2 separate regions of the Homo sapiens genome follow, and region 2 is linked to region 1. A link is an interaction called in ENCODE POLR2A ChIA-PET data of the cell type or tissue named here. Cell type or tissue: OCI-LY7. All regions are shown on one strand. Links, peaks and the distances in the headings refer to the core of each region. The heading gives the core; the rest is flanking DNA. Region 1 overlaps LINC01942 (long intergenic non-protein coding RNA 1942). Region 2 overlaps LINC01863 (long intergenic non-protein coding RNA 1863).

What was found. Peaks named below come from ENCODE experiments on the same cell type or tissue, not always from the same donor. Only the 100,000 strongest peaks of a DNase experiment are listed, where the experiment ranks them.
Region 2: POLR2A ChIA-PET joins it to region 1 with 6 read pairs; 3 of 35 experiments call an interaction of 5 or more read pairs at or near these places.

What each region holds. Positions count from the first base shown.
Region 1 is chr5:173,695,638-173,705,041 of GRCh38, forward strand. LINC01942 (long intergenic non-protein coding RNA 1942) reads left to right here. Exons shown (of 3, transcript NR_146727.1): 2 at 5,892-6,049. Among named protein-coding and RNA genes, the nearest start is that of LINC01942, 11 kb to the left of the region's middle. In OCI-LY7, for the core only: no CTCF peak of the experiment used is centred there; DNase peaks (open chromatin) are centred at 2,724, 3,374, 4,504 and 4,692; H3K4me3 peaks cover 2,986 bases; H3K27ac peaks cover 3,591 bases.
Region 2 is chr5:173,643,602-173,651,601 of GRCh38, forward strand. All of the region lies in intron 2 of LINC01863 (long intergenic non-protein coding RNA 1863), which reads left to right. Among named protein-coding and RNA genes, the nearest start is that of LINC01863, 5.2 kb to the left of the region's middle. In OCI-LY7, for the core only: no CTCF peak of the experiment used is centred there; a DNase peak (open chromatin) is centred at 500; H3K4me3 peaks cover 1,207 bases; H3K27ac peaks cover 971 bases.

The sequences.
Region 1 (9,404 bases), core at 39-8,038:
TGCTAATTGGGCTCCCTGAATGGTTTTTAACTTCATTCTTACAACAATTCCTCATTTACAGAGGAGGAAACTGAGGCCCGGAGGGGTGGAGTCATTTGCACTGGTTGCAGAGTTGGTGGCAGCAGGATTCAGACTCAGGGTCTCATCTTCCCTCTGATATTGGTAACCTCTCAGCCCGCTGTGTGCTCACCAACACACACATCTGCCTGCGCATGTTCAATTTCTGTCTATTGAGGTTGTGACGTGGGCCTGAGAGGTGTCAGGGATGTGAGTGTGTGAAGGGTGAGGGCTGGGGGTCTCCACACCAGCCTCCAGGGCCCCAGGGCAGAGTGTGCTCAGCTGGACTGAGAAGGGGCAGGAGCTGGATGGGGCCACTGTCCATCCCTAAGACCGGGCTCCTCTCTCAGCAGGGTCGCCTCTGCCATCCCTCTGGGCCTATGCAGGTTTGGCTGCGTCAGGTGACCAGGTGTGTGGTGGGGGGGAGGATGTGGAAGAACAGAGCAACTCCAAACTCCTTTGCCATCACTAAAGGGCCCTTCCTGCCTTTAGTTTTAGACCGTTGTATTCAATGTGAAGGTTGTTGCTTATAACAGGATAACGGTCATTTAAAATGTTAAAAGTAAGCATATTACCATTTGTTGAGAGTTTGCTACATGTAGGAAGCAAGAATGAGCAAGTGGTAAGAGTCAACACTGTCTTTCCATCCTCATAACATGCCAGGGAGGACGGTAAAATTATGCCCATTATCCTGATGAGGAAAACTGAGGCCCGCAACTCACATTACTTTCTTCAGATAATTGCACAGCTAGGAAATGGCAGGGCTGTGATTTTTACCTGTGCTATTAAACATTTGCCAACTCTGCTGCAAAAGGGAGACTGCTTTTTCATCTGGCCTTGACTCTTCAGCCAGCCACCTTCCTGCCTATGCCTCCCAGCTTTGGAGAAATTATAGGTGTAGCCTGTGCTTTGGGTTTTGTGCAAGGGCTCGCAAAAGTATGCTTGCTGGTCTCACACCCTGAATCATAGTTTAGCATTTAAAGTTGGAAACAATCTCTGTGGTCATCTAAATTTAATCTTTTTGCTGGCAGTTAGGGAAACTAAAGCTCAGGAAGGAAAAGTTCTGGACTGGGGCTTGAACCCTGGTCTCTAGACTTTGCATCCAGTTCTTCATCTATTAGAAGCCTCCTAGGTTCATTCATTCATTCAATTATTCACTCATTCATTTGTTCAGTCCCTTGAGCAGCATTTCAGTGAGTTTGCCTATATCATTTCACTTGATTCTCAAAAAATAAAAACTCATGAGATCAGTTACATTGTAGCTGATGAGACAAAGATGCAGATGAGGAGACTGAGTTTCAGAGAGGTGAAGCAAGTGGTCCAAGATCCCAGCAGGCAAGTAGCAGAGGTAGAATTTGAAGCCAGGTCTTTGGAGAAAAGGGAGGCAGCTGGGGAGTCGGATGAGGCAACCAGTTGGAGCTGGGTAGTCAGGGCAGCCTTGGCCTTTGGTGAGCTTCGCCTCCATTTTGGGAGTGAGGGGTGAAGGAAGTCACAGGGCTAGAGTTGCAGGTAGGGGTTGAGCTGGGCTGGTGGGTGAAGGGAGGCCATGGAAACAGATATCCCTGATGTAGGACCATGAGAGGGTCGCGGGATGGCCTTCCTGAGATGCCTCCAGGCAAGAATCTGAGGAGACCACACTGAGCACTGCCATCTATGGAACCATACCAGGGCCCCATGGCTGGGCTCAGCACCTCCTAGGAGTGGCACCAGGTCTGCATTCATTGGGTAGGACTAGGGAGGGGCTCAGAGAGGAGGACAGGTGCAGTGACCTGGTGGTTCACATCCAGTCACTCCTACCTATTCCGAAGTGTTGAATTCACAGCATCGAAGGGCTTATAGCTTATCCAGATTATTGGGACCAGCATTTCCCAAAGTGTGTGTGTAGGGGGGGCAATAGATGGGGGTGATTACTTGGGGTCTGCGAGGACAGGGAGATGGTGCATAAGCCTGGTTCTAAATAACATGTTAAGCAGTGAGGATTGCAGTCCCTCTTCAGTTCTCCTTCAAGCCTGTGATCACGCAGGGAGAAGGGTCTCACCTGGGTGCTGGCGTTTCTTTAACACGTCCCCTAACACTTGCCAGTCTCCTTTCACCCACCCTCCAAGTGTTTAGGAAGGACCAGCCTCTAACTAAAGCCTGTAACCTTCCTCATTCAGTTTTCATTTTACTTCTACTGTTACCTTCTATCAGTGGCAAATGGTCCCAGCTCATTAATGACAGTAACATTATAAAGACCTCCTTTAGGTTAGTGATTTAGGTTTTAAGAGGTTGCTGTTTGGGAGACAAGTATTAAGTCATGAATGCTGCAGGCTTCCTAGGCTGTGGCAATGTTGTGGAATAGAAGGAAAGTCAGTGCAGGTGGGAGGCATTGAGCCTGCTGGCCCTCCACTCTGCAAATGGAGTGTAGAGACAGGGCGGGGTTTGCCCCGAAACGTGCAGGAAGCCAGTCCTCCAGGCTGCCAGCGGACACCTCCCCTACTACCTTTTTCTTCCTGAGGACCTGCAATGCCTCCCTCTGCACCCTCTGTCATTTACACACCTGGAAATGTGTCCTCTTTATCCCAGCCTCTTCAGACATTGCTGCAAGTTCTGATCTTGCCTCATACTTGAGAAGCCCTCAGTCTTTCGGCAGATGGCCTGCTGGCGTGTAAGCAGGAAGGTAAACGCCCCCAGTTTCCATCCCTCACAGCAGGCACCTGTCTGCCCTCTCACGGGACTCCCACTTCCTGGCCAGGCTGCTATGGAAATTCCACTCAGTGTCCAGAACTCACCTGTAGCCTCACTTTCTCTAGTACCATTTCCTGGGGCCCCAGGGTGAAGGCACCCCCGCTTTGCTCTCAGCCCCCTGCGACTCCCACAGCACTTCCCACAGGATAGCGTGACTATCTGGTTATGGGTCCATCACCCCATTTTATTGTGCACACCTTGAGGCAAGTACAGGGCCTTCCTTAATTTGACATTCCCAGGACCTGGGCCTGACCCGTGGAAGGTCCATGGTGAAGACTGTTGAACAGTAATAATAGTTGTAACAATTGCCATTCACTGAATACTCCTTGCATTAGACACTGCGTGATGGACTTTATTTATATTATTTTATTGAATCCTCATAGCAGCCTCAATAATTAAGATCAAACACTATCCCCATTTTTATGAATGAGGACACTGAGCTCAGAGATGTTTAGTATCTTGCTCAAGGACACTCAGTAAAATACAGAACTGAGGCTTGAAACAAAGCAGCTCTGGAGCCAGTGTTCTCAGGAAGCTAGGGGAGGTGCATGGGGCGGCCACACACACACACACACACACACACACACACACACACACGCGCGTGCGCGCGTGCTCATACACCCATACTGAGACTGGAGTGATGAATGCACAGGTGTCTTCCCTGCCTCTCCTCCCCCTCTGTTTGCTGTTTGCTCCCACAGCCTCTGTACCTTCCGGGCCCCTGGCTGTGGCTGCCTGTGGGTGCTGCCGCCCTCGCCCTGCAGGCTGGCCTGGCTGCCCACCGGGAGCCCATTAGTCAAGTCATCCTAGGCAGAATTATGCCTTCACCGAAATGATATCCAGGCCCAGCGGCTGGGCTTGTGTGCAAATTTGTGCTGATTTGATTAGTTTGTTTAGTCATCGCTGCTGATGAGAGCGGGCCACGGCCACCAAATGACATTCTGCTGCCTGCAACTCTGTAATCGCTTTTGGAAGGGATATTATGTTAATATCTCACACGAGAGTCTCCGATCATGCAGGACGATGGGCGGCCAGGCCTGGGCCATATGGTGCATCCGAGGCCCTCCTTTGTAATCCTGGGTAATTGAAATCCTCTGCCTTATTCAAACTTGGAAAGCCCACCATATGATGGGTAGCAGAGGGCCCTTTGGCAATTTACTTGCCAGTCCTTTTGGGGACTTTCTTTGGGGTATGATGGCAGTATGAGCGGAGATTTATGCCAGAGAAACTTGACCATTTTTAGAAACAAAAATCTCTGGCGCTGGGCGCTGTCGCTCATGCCTGTAATCCCAGTACTTTGGGAGGCCGAGGCAGGCGGATCACGAAGTCAGGAGTCGAGACCATCCTGGCTAACACGGTGAAACCACGTCTCTACTAAAAATACAAACAAAATTAGCGGGGCGTAGTGGCGGGTGCCTGTAGTCCCAGCTACTCGGGAGGCTGAGGCAGGAGAATGGCGTGAACCTGGAAGGCGGAGCTTGCAGTGAGCCGAGATTGCTCCACTGCACTCCAGCCTGGGTGACAGAGCAAGACCTTGTCTCAAAAAAAAAAAAAAAAAAAAAAAGAAACAAAAACCTCTGGCACCTGATGGTTTAAGAAGAAAACAATAACCACAACAGCAATAATAGTAACTTCTAGTTAGCAAGCAGTTCTAATGTTCCAGGCGCCCAGATCAGGGCTTTACATAAGCTGAGGTGCTTTAGGGCAATCTGTCAGTCAAGTATTACTCCCATTTGGAGGATGAGAAAGCTGAGCCTCAGAGAGACCAACCAGCTTGCCTGAGGCCACTGGCGAAAAGTGGAGATAACAGGACTTCTCCCTTGTTTGTCTGACCACAAGCCTTGCTATAGTCAGACTCAGCTTGCAGGGTTTTTGAGAATATCAACAACCCCCAGACAGCTACCACTTAATGCAGTGCTTGGCAAGCTTCAGCAAGTGTCAGAAATCCCTGGTGGTCTCATTAAGGCATAAATTGCTGGGTCCCACCCCCAGAGTTACTGATTCAGCAGGTCTGAGGTGGGACCCAGGAATTTGCATTTCTAACAAGTTCCCAAGTGATGCTGGTGCTGCTGGTCCCGGGATCACACTTTGAAGACCACCAGCCTAGCCGATCCTTACTGTAAGTCCAGTACTGCCCAAATAGGAGAGGTAGGTATCCTCACTTTCATCTTTTTTTTTTTTTTTTGACAGAGTCTCGCTCTGTCGCCCATGCTGGAGTGCAGTGGCGCGATCCTGGCTCACTGCAAGCTCTGCCTCCCAGGTTCACGCCATTCTCCTGCTTCAGCCTCCCGAGTAGCTGGGACTACAGGCACCTGCCACCACGCCTGGCTAATTTTTTTGTATTTTTAGTAGAGACGGGGTTTCACCGTGTTAGCCAGGATGGTCTCGATCTCCTGACCTCGTGATCCGCCCGCCTCGGCCTCCCGAAGTGTTGGGATTACAGGCGTGAGCCACCGCGCCCGGCCTTTCACTTTCATTTTTCTGATGAGGAAATGGAAGCTTGGATAGGTGAATTTGCTTTCCTAGTGTCTTTTACCTAGGACATAGGATGTGAAAGGAGGTGACTGTGTCCACAGCCAGAAAGTTTGTAAAACTAGAACTCAGCCCAGGTTTCCTGATTTACCATCCAAAGAGGTGGCCTCGGGGAGGTGGTGTTACATTTTAATTTTGCCTCTGCCAGAAAACTGGAGGGTGTGTCAATGCTCGTTCCTAACGGCTTGCCTCATGGTCCCGGGAGGTCGCTCACATTCTCCTGCAGGACTTGGTGTGGCCGGCATGGCTTGGGCCATGGTGGGCTCCTGTTGTGTGGACTTGCAGGGCAGGCCAGGTCTCGCTGTGAAGCTACCCTGTGCTTGCAGGCAAGGACACCAAGCTGGGATAGAACCCTGGGCAGGTGAAGAGCTGGGAGGTTTGGGGCCGAGTGCATGGGCTTTGCTCAGTTCCGCTGTCCAGGATACTGCATGCTCTGCAAGGAGGCAGGTGACTGCTAATTAGAGGTCCCCGTTCCTTACCTAATGGTCAAGGTCTGCCCAGGCTGGCCAGAGAGATAATCATTGTTCAACCTCCCTTTATTCCCCTCCCCTCCTTGCCCTCCACTTCCCAACCAGGTGAAAGAAAAAGAGACTTGGTAATTCACTGAGCATCACCCAAGACCGGGCGCAGACCTACACCCTGGCGTATAAAAGACGTAGTACTCACGTCATTCCTGTTTCACAGATGCACAGACTTACTCTTGGAGAGGCTCCTCCCAAAAGTCACCCAGCTGGTAAGTGGGACAGAGCAAGGACTTGGAGTGACACAGGCTAAATCCAGGCCTCTGTCCACTCCTCCGACTGCCTCTCTCCTCCCTGTCCCTTTCTTTAAGATGCTAAGGAGCATTTGTCAGACTCCTGGAGGAGAAATATTGTTTTCAGTGATTCCCAAGCCTATTTGTCAGTTGAAACTCATTTATTTTCTTCCTTCTTTTCTCATTTTTTTTTTAAGTGCAGAGTGCCTTTTGGGAATCAGATACTAGGGACTCAAGGACTCCTGGCTTGTCCCCTTGTCTCCAAAGCCCCATCCTCACAGCTCAGGCAGCTGGGTGCCTGTGGTGTGCTCACTGGGCTGGAAGCTCCAGACGGGGCAGGAGGGAGCCTGACTATTCTCTGCAGTGTGGTGGCCCCAGGGCCTGGTGCTTGATACACACACACACACGCACACACACGCACACGCACACGCGTGCATATACATATGTATGTATTTATATTTGTTTGTTGGTAGCAAATGTTTATTTCTTATAGCTCTCAGTAGCCAGAAGGGCCATCCTAAGCCAGCCAGTCTTGCTTGCTGACCTGGAGAAATAAATGCCTCTTCTGCCAGGTAGCTTGGAGCACAAGGGCATAGGTGAAAACACGGGCCTCAGGGGCCTCACCTCTGAGTCCCATTCTGCCCCCTCAGAGCTGCGAGACCTGGGGCAAGTCCCTTTCTTCTCTGGGCCACAGGTATTCTCATGGGCCTCCCTCCCAGGCTTTTGTGCCAATCCAGGAGGCATGCAAGCCTCTGGGACGGTGGGCCATCCCATGGAGGTGAGCTGCTGCTAGGCTGCAGCCTTCAGAGGAAGAATTTGAATTAAACAGGGAGAGAAGTCACACCACCTCAGGGAGCCATCTAAGTCTGTGTTGTCTGAAGCAGTAGCCAGTTTAGACCTGTGGCTATTTACTTTCAGCAGATAATTAAGTTAAATTAAGCACAGTTCCTTCTGCACAGTAGCCACATCACAGGTATTCGGTAGCCACATCTGGAGAGTGGCTACTCTATTGGACAGTGCAGATGGGGACATGTCCACCATGGCAAAGATCCCAATGGGACTGCACCAAGTCCCACTGTGTTGTCATGCTTATTGTTTTCATGTCCTAACACTGCTCATGACACATAGCCTAGTGGAAGTCCCCTTGGATCTGCTTTTTGGAGAAAGAGGGGAACATGCATTTGAAATCATCCACTACATGATTTTATTTGCTCCTACACTGATTGATTGATTGACTTTTGAGACAGGGGCTTGCTCTGTCACTAAGACTAGAGTGCAGTGGTGTGATCATGCCCACTGAACTCCTGGCCTCAAGCCATCCTCCAACCTCAGCCTCCCAAAGTGCTGGGATTACAGGCGGGAGCCGCTGTGTCTGATCACACCTAGTTTTCTTTTAGATGCAAATATCCAAAACACTTGCAGAGTTAGCTGAAATTGGTTAGGTGTTCTCTCACCCATCTTATTCTATCACTTGCTCTATAGCCCTTTCTTAGCACCTAGGAGCAGCCTGGACTTCAGCTCAGCCCAGCTCAGGGTAACAGTGTCCCACAGCGTTAGTGATGTCCAGACGAATGAGGCTTTTACTCTACTTCCTAGGCTGGTGCCCCCAGCGTCTAGACTGCATCAAGATCACAGGTTCCTCTCTCTCCTGAAGGACTGTCTGCCACGGGGGACTCCCTGCCATTGTCCCACACATGCTATCAAGGCAGAGGGTGACGAGCCCAGAACCCAATCCCCAGTTGACACTCTGTCCATGAATTTAAGTCCCCCAAAGAATGCCCCTAATGTCCACTAGAGCCCTCTACACGACCCTGTCAGCAGTGATGGATATTACATTTGTGTGTCTAGTTGGAGTTCCAATTCTGCCCCTGCAATGTATTAGTTGTGTGACATGAGCATGTGACATAAACTTTTTGAGCCTTGGTTGACCCTTCTGGAAAGCGAAGACTCTGTTATCTTGCTCACCATGTGGCAGTGAGTTCACGTGAGATGGTGCAGTGTTTCCAAACTTTTCTAGCCCATGTCCCTTTTGCTAAACACAGACATCTCTGCCTTCCTTGTGGAAGACTCCACCTTTCTATACCGCCCCACTGATAAGTATTTCATGCACATTTACCAGCCAAGAACACTTTGTCCAACTTTCCCACAATTTGTATTATGAAATGAAAGGGTTTTTTTTGTCTTCCAAAAATATGAAATTATGTTTTGATGCTGGCTCTGTTGTTCCGAGCTATACCCTTTTGCTTCCCCTCGCCTTCCTTATCTTAGTTCTAGTATACCCCCAGAAGATCACCCCCACATCACAAATGGAACAGGTGGGCAGTGCCCGGTGATGAGCTGCAGGTGACAGGCACTCACGAAACAGTGGGTCCCCACACCCTGCAGAGGAAAGGAGACCTGCAGGCAGACCCTGCAGCCATGGCCAGATGAAGGTCAATCCAAGTCTGGTTTCGAGTAGCACCTCTGCAGACCCGCAAGTGTAGATAAGTTCCTTAATATCATCTCATAGCTCTCTTCACTTTTTAAAAAAGTAGACCTTATTTTTTAGAGCAGTTTTAGGTTTGCAGAAAATACAGAAACTTTCAGTATATCCCCTCCGCCCACTATCCCAGTTGTCTGCCCCATTGCTAACCTCTTGCATTGGTGTGGTACATTTGTTACAATGGGTGAACCCATATTGATACACTATTATTAGCTCCAGTTCATAGTTTACTTTAGGCTTCCTTCTCTGTGTTAGACAGTTCTACGGGTTTTGGCAAATGCGTTGTCTCCACACCCATCATTACGGTACCATACAGAATTGTTTTTCTGCCTTAAAATTGCCCCTTGCTCCGGCTACGCATCACCCCCCTCCTTCTACCCTGGGCCCAGTTTTCTTCACTTTTTCTTCAGTGCATTTATTGCAGTTGTAAAGATCGAATTTGGAATTACTTGATTAAAATCGGCCTTCCCCACGGGACCGTAAGCAGCTTCACGAGGGCAACCGCTACGTCGGGCTTTGCCACACTGTGTCTCCTGGGCTTTCTCACAGTGCATGGCATATGTTAGTGTAAACAGTTGAACAAATGAATGAATGAATGAATGAGTGAATGAGAAGTGAAGTAGAGGCAATGAAGGAGGCTGGAGGAAGGAGGTGTCAGGGCAAGAAGAGGAAGCCTCACCCAAATCAACATTGCCCATCCCAGGAGCCTCCCTTTGAGGACAATGAAATGGCAAAGCAAAACTGTTCTGGAACCAAATGGCTGATAACCCACGCTGGGGTTATCCTGGCGGTGAGTGTAGCCCCTCCTTGCCCCATCAGGGGTGACAAGGACAGGAGCAGGGAATTGATGTC
Region 2 (8,000 bases), core at 1-8,000, 52 kb before region 1:
GCTTATTTCTCTGATATCTGAAACGGGCTGATAGTATCAGTGTTTACCCTTTCCATTTTATAGACTGGGAGAGTGAAGCTCAGAGAAGCCACAGGTCTGGGGGCCTCTGGGGCTGGGGTTACATCCTAGGCCTCCTACCCAGAGCCCCCCACCACTCCCTGCCAGCCCACATGGAGGCCAGTCTGCTCCACGCCTCGCTGCATATTCAAATCCAACCCCCTACCCCCATCTGAGAAAAGCAATGCAAATTGGAATCACCAGTGAGCATTCAGTCTGTGTCCACCTTTGGCAACTTTGTCTGTCCTAACACATGTGATGTTTAATCCTGTGACCCTGTGCCCTGCATCCTGGCCACAGCTCTCCTGGCAGGACCCCAGCCACATCTTTCTACCTTGTGGGATAAAGGATGCTCAGGGTAGGGGGTGCAGGTAACAGGAGCTCAGGGCTTCAGCAGAGCCGGAAGTTGGATCCAGGCCTCTGGTGCCATGGTGACGGTTGCTATAGAAATGCACCAGCTGCACTCAGCACGCCTACCAGGATCTGTGGGGGTTTTTCATAGACTGGAGCCAACAGAGAAGGGGAACTCTGTAGTGGTGAGAGCCCTGGAGTGAGAGCCAAGCTTCATCTTGGGGCTGCCCTTCCCTGTGTCTCCATCTCCATCCCCTGCCATCCCCCTCCTGTCCCCCTCCTTAGTCTGTGCAGTCTCCAGCAATGGTAGCTTGGCTGCTGTGCTCTCAGCCTGCAATGCCCTTTCTGGCTTCTTCACTTGGCTAGTTCCCAGGTACCCTCCAAGCCTCATCTTAATGCTGTATTTCCTCCAGCAAATACCAAGTGTCTACTAAGCACAGGACACCATTCTGGCCACCAGGGACACAGCAGTGGCCAAGAATGACAAGGTCCCTGCTCTCATGGGGCTGCCAGTCTAGGTGGGAGTGACACAGGCATCAAGGGAGCGCCCAAGTAAATGAATGAGAACACATTCAGGTGATGCCGGGGAGAAACAAAGGAGGGCAATAGACAGGCAGTAATGGGGTTGTGGAGACTCGGTGGTCAGGGAAGCTGGGTCCAAGGAGTGGCATTGTCCTCCCTGAGCCCTCCAGCCCTCCTCCCCTCCATTTTCTGGTTCCACTGCATGGATTTTGTCCTTGAATCACAGCACTGATGACCCTAAAATGTCACTGCTTGTCTCCCAAACTTGTCTTCCAAACAGCTGCTTCCTCTTTGAAGGCAGGAGTGCAGCCTGATTTATCTCTGTGTCCCCTATGTCTGGCAATAACAGGGACTTGGTAAGGCACACATTCATAGAGTGCGTTCCATGGGCCAGGCAATGTCACAGACAGCTCTCATTTCCCCTGTATGTTGATTCCAAGACATAACTATGATTTGATCATCACTTTAGAGATTGAGGAAGCAAAGCTCATCTAGGGTTAGTGACCTGCTCCAGGTCCCGCAGCCAGTGCGTGGGAGGTTTGAGATTCAAACCCTACTCTACACTCTCTGTGCCCCTTGTATGTAATGCGGTCACAGCTTTATTAAGATATCATTCACATACCATACAATTCACCCTTTTAAGGTGTACATGCAAATGCTTTTCAGTCTATTCACAGAGTTGTGCAAACATCAGAACCATCCATTTTAGAACACTTGCATCAGAAAAAACAGGCTCATTTCTCTAGCGTGGGGGCCCACCGACCTCGGCTTTGTAGGAGGACTCGAAGTTCAGAAGTTGGCTGCAGTTGTAAATTTAGAGCTGAAGATTTCTGTGTGGGTTGCCTGACTTTTTCTTGACATATCAATAACTAGCTTTTTGCTTATTGGCACTTTAAATGTGTATGCTCGGCATCTCTGAATTAAAACCCCAATTCTCCACGGAAAATCTCTAAACAACCTACAGGCAAATAATTCAAATTCCAGGAGAGCCTTTGGAGGGCTTTCCTAGCTGGAACACGGGGTGTGCTGACCATGTGGCCACTCAGAATGTCTGGAATTCCCCAGACCCTGTGTTTGTAAAGCTCAAGGCTTTCTGGAAGCCTGACTCTGTGGCATGTGCTGACACAGAAGGGGCTGTCGCTGGGGGCCCTGGGGGCTCTCTGCACCCAGGACTATGGTGCCCTGCCCTTCGTGAAGGGCCCTTGTCCAGTTTCCTCATATGTCTGGCTCATACTTGAGACAATCACTTAGCTCCAGGACCTGTGGGTGGAGTTGACGATCAATTTGCCCTTTTCTCAGTTCGAGGGTGGCGGGGGGCGCTCCATTGTCCCTAATTTTCACATCTTCCCCCTCCTTCAACTAACCACAAGTGCTTGAATTTCACCTCTGAAGAGGTATTATTGAAGTGATGAAGGGTAACTGGTATAACTTTTTCTCCAGCTTGGTGCCCAAAAGAGGTCACTTGTGTTTTTAACCTGTGCCTTGAAGCCCCATTGCCTAATTGAGCAGCATGGTCAGCATCTCTCTTCTGGCCTCAGCCCTTCCTCCCTTAACATTATGCAAGAACCATCATTCTCCAGGGCTCAGGCTGCAGCCAGAGAGAGGTGACGTGAGCTCTGGAGGGCCCCATCCTCTCAGATCCTTTTGCTCGTGACCCGCTTTGCCTTCTCTATCCTCAGCCAGGATCCTTACACACATGACAGGAGCCAAACCTGGCCAGGTGAAGCAGAAAAGTATTTCTTAAAGGCCTGTTTATCGAGTAGCTCCCGGAGTCTTTGGGCGGGCCAGAGACCCAGGCATGGAGTCACCCAGGCAGAACAAGTTCCCAAACCACACCTCAGAGCCAGTCCTGTGAGGACACAGCTGTTCCTCCACTGGGCAGAGACGCTACACCCTGCATCACCAATAATACCAGGGCTGCTACTAGTATTATTGGTTAATTCACCCACGAAATATTTATCAAGCAGTAGCTGTCGGGTGTTATTGGTGACGCAGGGGGTTGTGTCTCTGCCCAGTGGAGGAACAGCTCCTTGCCAGAATGGATTCCATGAAGACCCTGCTTCTCGCGTCACTAGTGCCCATGCTGATGTCCTGAGAGGGGCGTGTCTGATTGGAGAAGCCCTAGTCCACGTGCCAGCTCCTAGCCACGAAGGAGGCTGGGAAGTGAATGTCAGCTTTTGTAGTAGAAGTCTTTACCCACCATGCAGGCTTCTGTGGTAGAGGGTTCCCCCCAAAATGAGCAGCCCAAACACATGATCCATGACCACCACGGCTTCCGGGCAAATTTGCCCCCCTCCTCCTTGGTGACTTCTGACCTCTGTGTGTCAAAGAATTTGAAGAGGGACAGACAATGGCTCTCAAATAAATCCTATCTTCCCCCAGGGCAATGGGTGTCTCCTTGGCTGGCATTTCCATAGCTAAGATGAATCACAAGTGACGCTGCTCAAAGTGGAGATGTCTGCTCCACGATGACCATGCGGCCCACACAGACCCAGGTGGAAGAGGCTGTTCCCCAAAGGAAAAGGGAGGTGCTGTTTTTAAAAGAGGGAACTCTAGGCAGGAAAACAACGTATGTCCACCTCAGCTGGGGCATCCTATGGCCACGATATTACGAAACAAAAACAACACATTGAAGAAGACGCAGATGGGTCTTTTTTTTGAGACGGAGTCTCGCATTGTCGCCCAGGCTGGAGTAAAAATGGCACGATCTTGGCTCACTGCAACCTCCGCCTCCCAGGTTCAAGAGATTCTCTTGCCTCAGCCCCCCGAGTAGCTGGGATTACAGGCGCCTGCTACCATGTCTGGTATTTTTTGTATTTTCAGTAGAGATGGGGTTTCACTAAGTTGGCTAGACTGGTCTCGAACTCCTGACCTCATGATCCACCCGCCTCGGCCTCCCAAAGTGCTGGGATTACAGGCGTGAGCCACCACACCTGGCCGCAGAGGGGTCTTCTTTAGAAGGATGTGGAATGCAAATGGCCCAATGCCTGTCCTTGCACTCATATCCCCACCAGGCATTCCTTTTCCTCTCCTCTCTGGCTTGCAGGGGAGGCTTTTCCCCATTCCTTCCTATATGGTCCAGGGAAAGCTTTGATGCCCTCGTGAGTTCTTTACTCATTGAGAAATGCTGTGTTCTGGGGGTTAGAGAATGACCCTGGGCGCATCTGGGTTCTGCTCTGAACTCTGCCCCTTTTTCACAAGTTGGGCGCAACTTTCTTTTTCTTTCTAAGCCTCAATTTCCTCACCGATAGAATAATAAAAATAATAGCAATTCTGCCATAAGATTGTTGTAAAATTCAAATGAGATTATCCAAGTGAAGTAAATAACACTACAGGGTATGGAGTAATTCTTGATAAAAGGCAGTCATTTTAATAATACTGATGATAGTATAAACAATCACTATTTCCATGGTTTTTTCTAGCTTTAACAGATAGGACAAGTTATGCACTATTCCTGAGCCTGTTTCCTCTGCTGTAAAGTTATGCCTGCTTTCAGAGGGTGACTGTAAGAATGTTTATAAACCATGTGGAAGGAATCTAGCAGAGTATCTAGAACATAGTAGGTACACAGCACCCCCCACCCCCAACACTTTGCACCTCTGTATTTATTTCGCTGGGAAAAGCCACCTCGGAGTATTTATTCTGTGAGGAGAGTCACAACAAAACATCGATGGTGTCTTCAACCAGGAAAGACTTTCCAATCTAGATGATGTAGGGAAAAAAACCATTCTCCATGGATGTGGCACCTGGGCTCAGGAAGGGGCCATGAGAGATTGTGATCTTGTTCAAAAATGTCCATGGTCCTCGTTAGGGAAGATTCTACTTCTCTGTCCCATTAACTTCAGGCTTTGCCATGTGACTTGTTATGGCTAATGCAATGTGAGGGAAGTGAAGATTGATACTTCTAGGAAAAGCTTAAGGAATCATCTTGTGGCTTCCTATATTCTTTTCCCCTTCGCCACAAAATTAGCACCGTTCCAGATAAAGGCTGCCCCATCCTCCTGGGTCCCCAGATAAGGCAGATGTGGGGCAGAGCCACAGCCACCTCACAGTGGCCATGTAGCATGGGTGAGAAATTATCCATTATTGTCGTAAACTGCTGGGAATTTGGAGTTGTTTGTTATGGCAGCCTAGCCTAGCCTAACTAACCCAGGCCAGATACTCCAAATAATCTTTTCCCTCCCTACCACCTGTGGCCAGATTCTTTGCTTCTAGTCAGGAATAGGAGTATTATCTCATTCTGCCTTAGAGAAGGACAAGGCGGCTGTATGCAGTGAGGACACCGTCTCAGTGTGTGGAGTTGTGTTCAAAGTTGTGTATGAATGGTGACCCGCTCTCAGCTGGTTGTTGAAGTGCAGTGTAATGAACTACAAGTTGCCTACCCAGCTTCCTTTCTGCCTTTGTGCCTTGACAACATATCCCTGATTTTCTAAGTTCTCCACCCTAGCTTCACATGTGTCAGGGAGCTGACTCCATCCTAGGTGTAGGAGGTGATTCTGAGCAGTCTAAGCCAGTGTTACTCAAAGTGTGGTCCATTGAGCAGTGCTGTTCTGCAGCGAACTATTTATTTACTACTGCTGTGTAATAAGTATAGAAACGGAGAGTGTTTAGAAACTTTTATAGCTATTTGACTTTGCTATGGCATCCAAACATGTGAACAGTGGATTCCTCTGTTGAACAGGGTATAGGTGCTGTCAAAATTACCTGGTAAATTCCATATGATAAAACTGCATGCTTATCATGTGCAAAATAGGACCACATATGGACCCACGGATGGTCTAGGCCAATCAGGCTAATCCTCTTTCATGAACCAGTGACTGGTCTCAGTTTCAGCATGTGGCCCAAATCTGGGCAATGAGACATGAGAGGAGTCTGATGGGGCTACTGGAAAGGTTTCCATATCTCTGTTTTTTTTTTACATTAAAAAAATTAATTAATGTTTTTGTACATGAATAAGTTCTTTAGTGGTGATTTCTGAGATTTTGGTGCACCCATCACCCGAGCAGTGTACACTGTACCCAATGCATAGTCTTTTATCCGTTGCCCCCTCCCACCCTTTCCCCGGAGTCCCCAAAGTCCATTGTATGGTTCTTATGCCTTTGTATCTTCATAGCTTAGCTCCCACTAATGAGTGAGAACATATGATATTTGGTTTTCCATTCCTGAATTACTTCATTCCTGAGTTACTTCCATTCCTGGGTTACTTCACTTAGTTACTTCCATACCTGAGTTACTTACATTCCTGAGTTACTTCACTTAGAATAATGGTCTCACTCGGGAGGCTGAGGCAGGAGAATCGCTTGAACCTGGGAGGTGGAGGTTGCAGTTAGCCAAGGTAGAAACACTGTACTCCAGCCTGGGCAATAGAGCAAGACTCTGTCTCAAAAAAACAGAAAAAAAAGAAAGAATAATGGTCTCCAATTATTTCATTCCTTTTTATAGCTGAGTAGTATTTCATTTTTTATATATATATATAACATTTTCTTTATCCATTTGTTGACTCACGGGCATTTGGGCTTGTTCCATATTCTTACAATTACAAATTGTGCTGCCATAAACATGTGTGTGCAAGTATCTTTTTCATATAATGACTTGTTTTCCTCTGGGTAGATACCTAGTAGTGGGATTGTTGGATTAAACAGTGGATCTACTTTTAGTTCTTTAAGGAATCTCCACACTATTTTCCATAGTAGTTGTACTAGTTTACATTCCTACCAACGGTGTACAAGTGTTCCCCTTTCACCATGTCCAAGCCAACATGTATTATTTTTTGATTATGCCATTCTTGCAGGAGTAAGCTGGTACCTCATGGTGGTTTTGATTTGCATTTCCCTGATAATTAGTGATGTTGAGCATTTTTCCATATACTTGTTAGCCATTTGTAGATCTTCTTTTGAGAATTGTCTGTGTCCTTATTCCACTTTTTTGACAAGATTGCTTGTTTTTTTTTACTTGTTGATTTCTTTGAGTTCTTTATAGATTCTGGATATTAGTCCTTTGCTGGATGTATAAATGGAATGCTGGATTTTGTCAAATGCTTATTCTGCATCTATTGAGATGATCATGTGAATTTTGTTTTTAATTCTGTTTTTGTGGTGTGTCACATTTATTGACTTGTGTATGCTAAATCATCTCTGCATCCGTGGTATGAAATCCACTTGATCATGGTGGATTATCTTTTTGATATGCTGTTGGATTTAATTAGCTAGTATTTCGTGGATTTTTGCATCTGTGTTCATCAGGGATATTGGTCTGTAGTTTGTTTGTTTGTTTGTTATGTCCTTTCCTGTTTTTGGTGATACTGGCTTCATAGAATAACTTAGAAAGGGTTTCCTGTCTCTCTATCTTTTGGAATAGCGTCAATAGGATGGGTACCAATTCTTCTTTGAATGTCTGATATAATTCAGCTGTGAATCTGTCTGGTCCTGGATTTTTTTTTGTTGGTAACTTTTTAATTACCTTTTCAATTTTGCTCCTTGTTATTGGTCTGTTCAGAGTTTCTATGTCTTCCTGGTTTAATCTATGAGGGTGGTATATTTCCAGGAATTTATCCATCTCTTCTAGGTTTTCTAGTTTATGCAACTGAAGGTGTTCATAGTAGCCTTGGATGATCTTTTGTATTTCTGTGGTATCAGTTGTAATATCTCCCGTTTCATTTCTAATTGAGCTTATTTGGATCTTCTATCTTCTTTACTTGGTTAATCTCATGGTTTATCAATTTTATTTATCTTTTCAAAGAACACGCTTTTTGTTCCATTTATCTTTTGTATTTTTTGGTTTCAATTTTATTTAATTCTGCTCTGATCTTGATTATTTATTTTCTTCTGCTGGATTTGGGTTTGATTGTTTCTCTAGCTTCTTGGGTTGTGATTTTAGATTGCCTATTTATGCTCTTTTGGACTTTCTGATGTAGGCATTTAATGCTATGAACTTTCTTCTTAGCACTGCTTTTACTGTATCCCAGAGGTTTTGATAGGCTTACTATTATTTTTCAGTTCAAAGAATTTTTAAATATCCATCTTGATTTCATTGCTGACCCAATGATCATTCAGGAACAAGTTATTTAATTT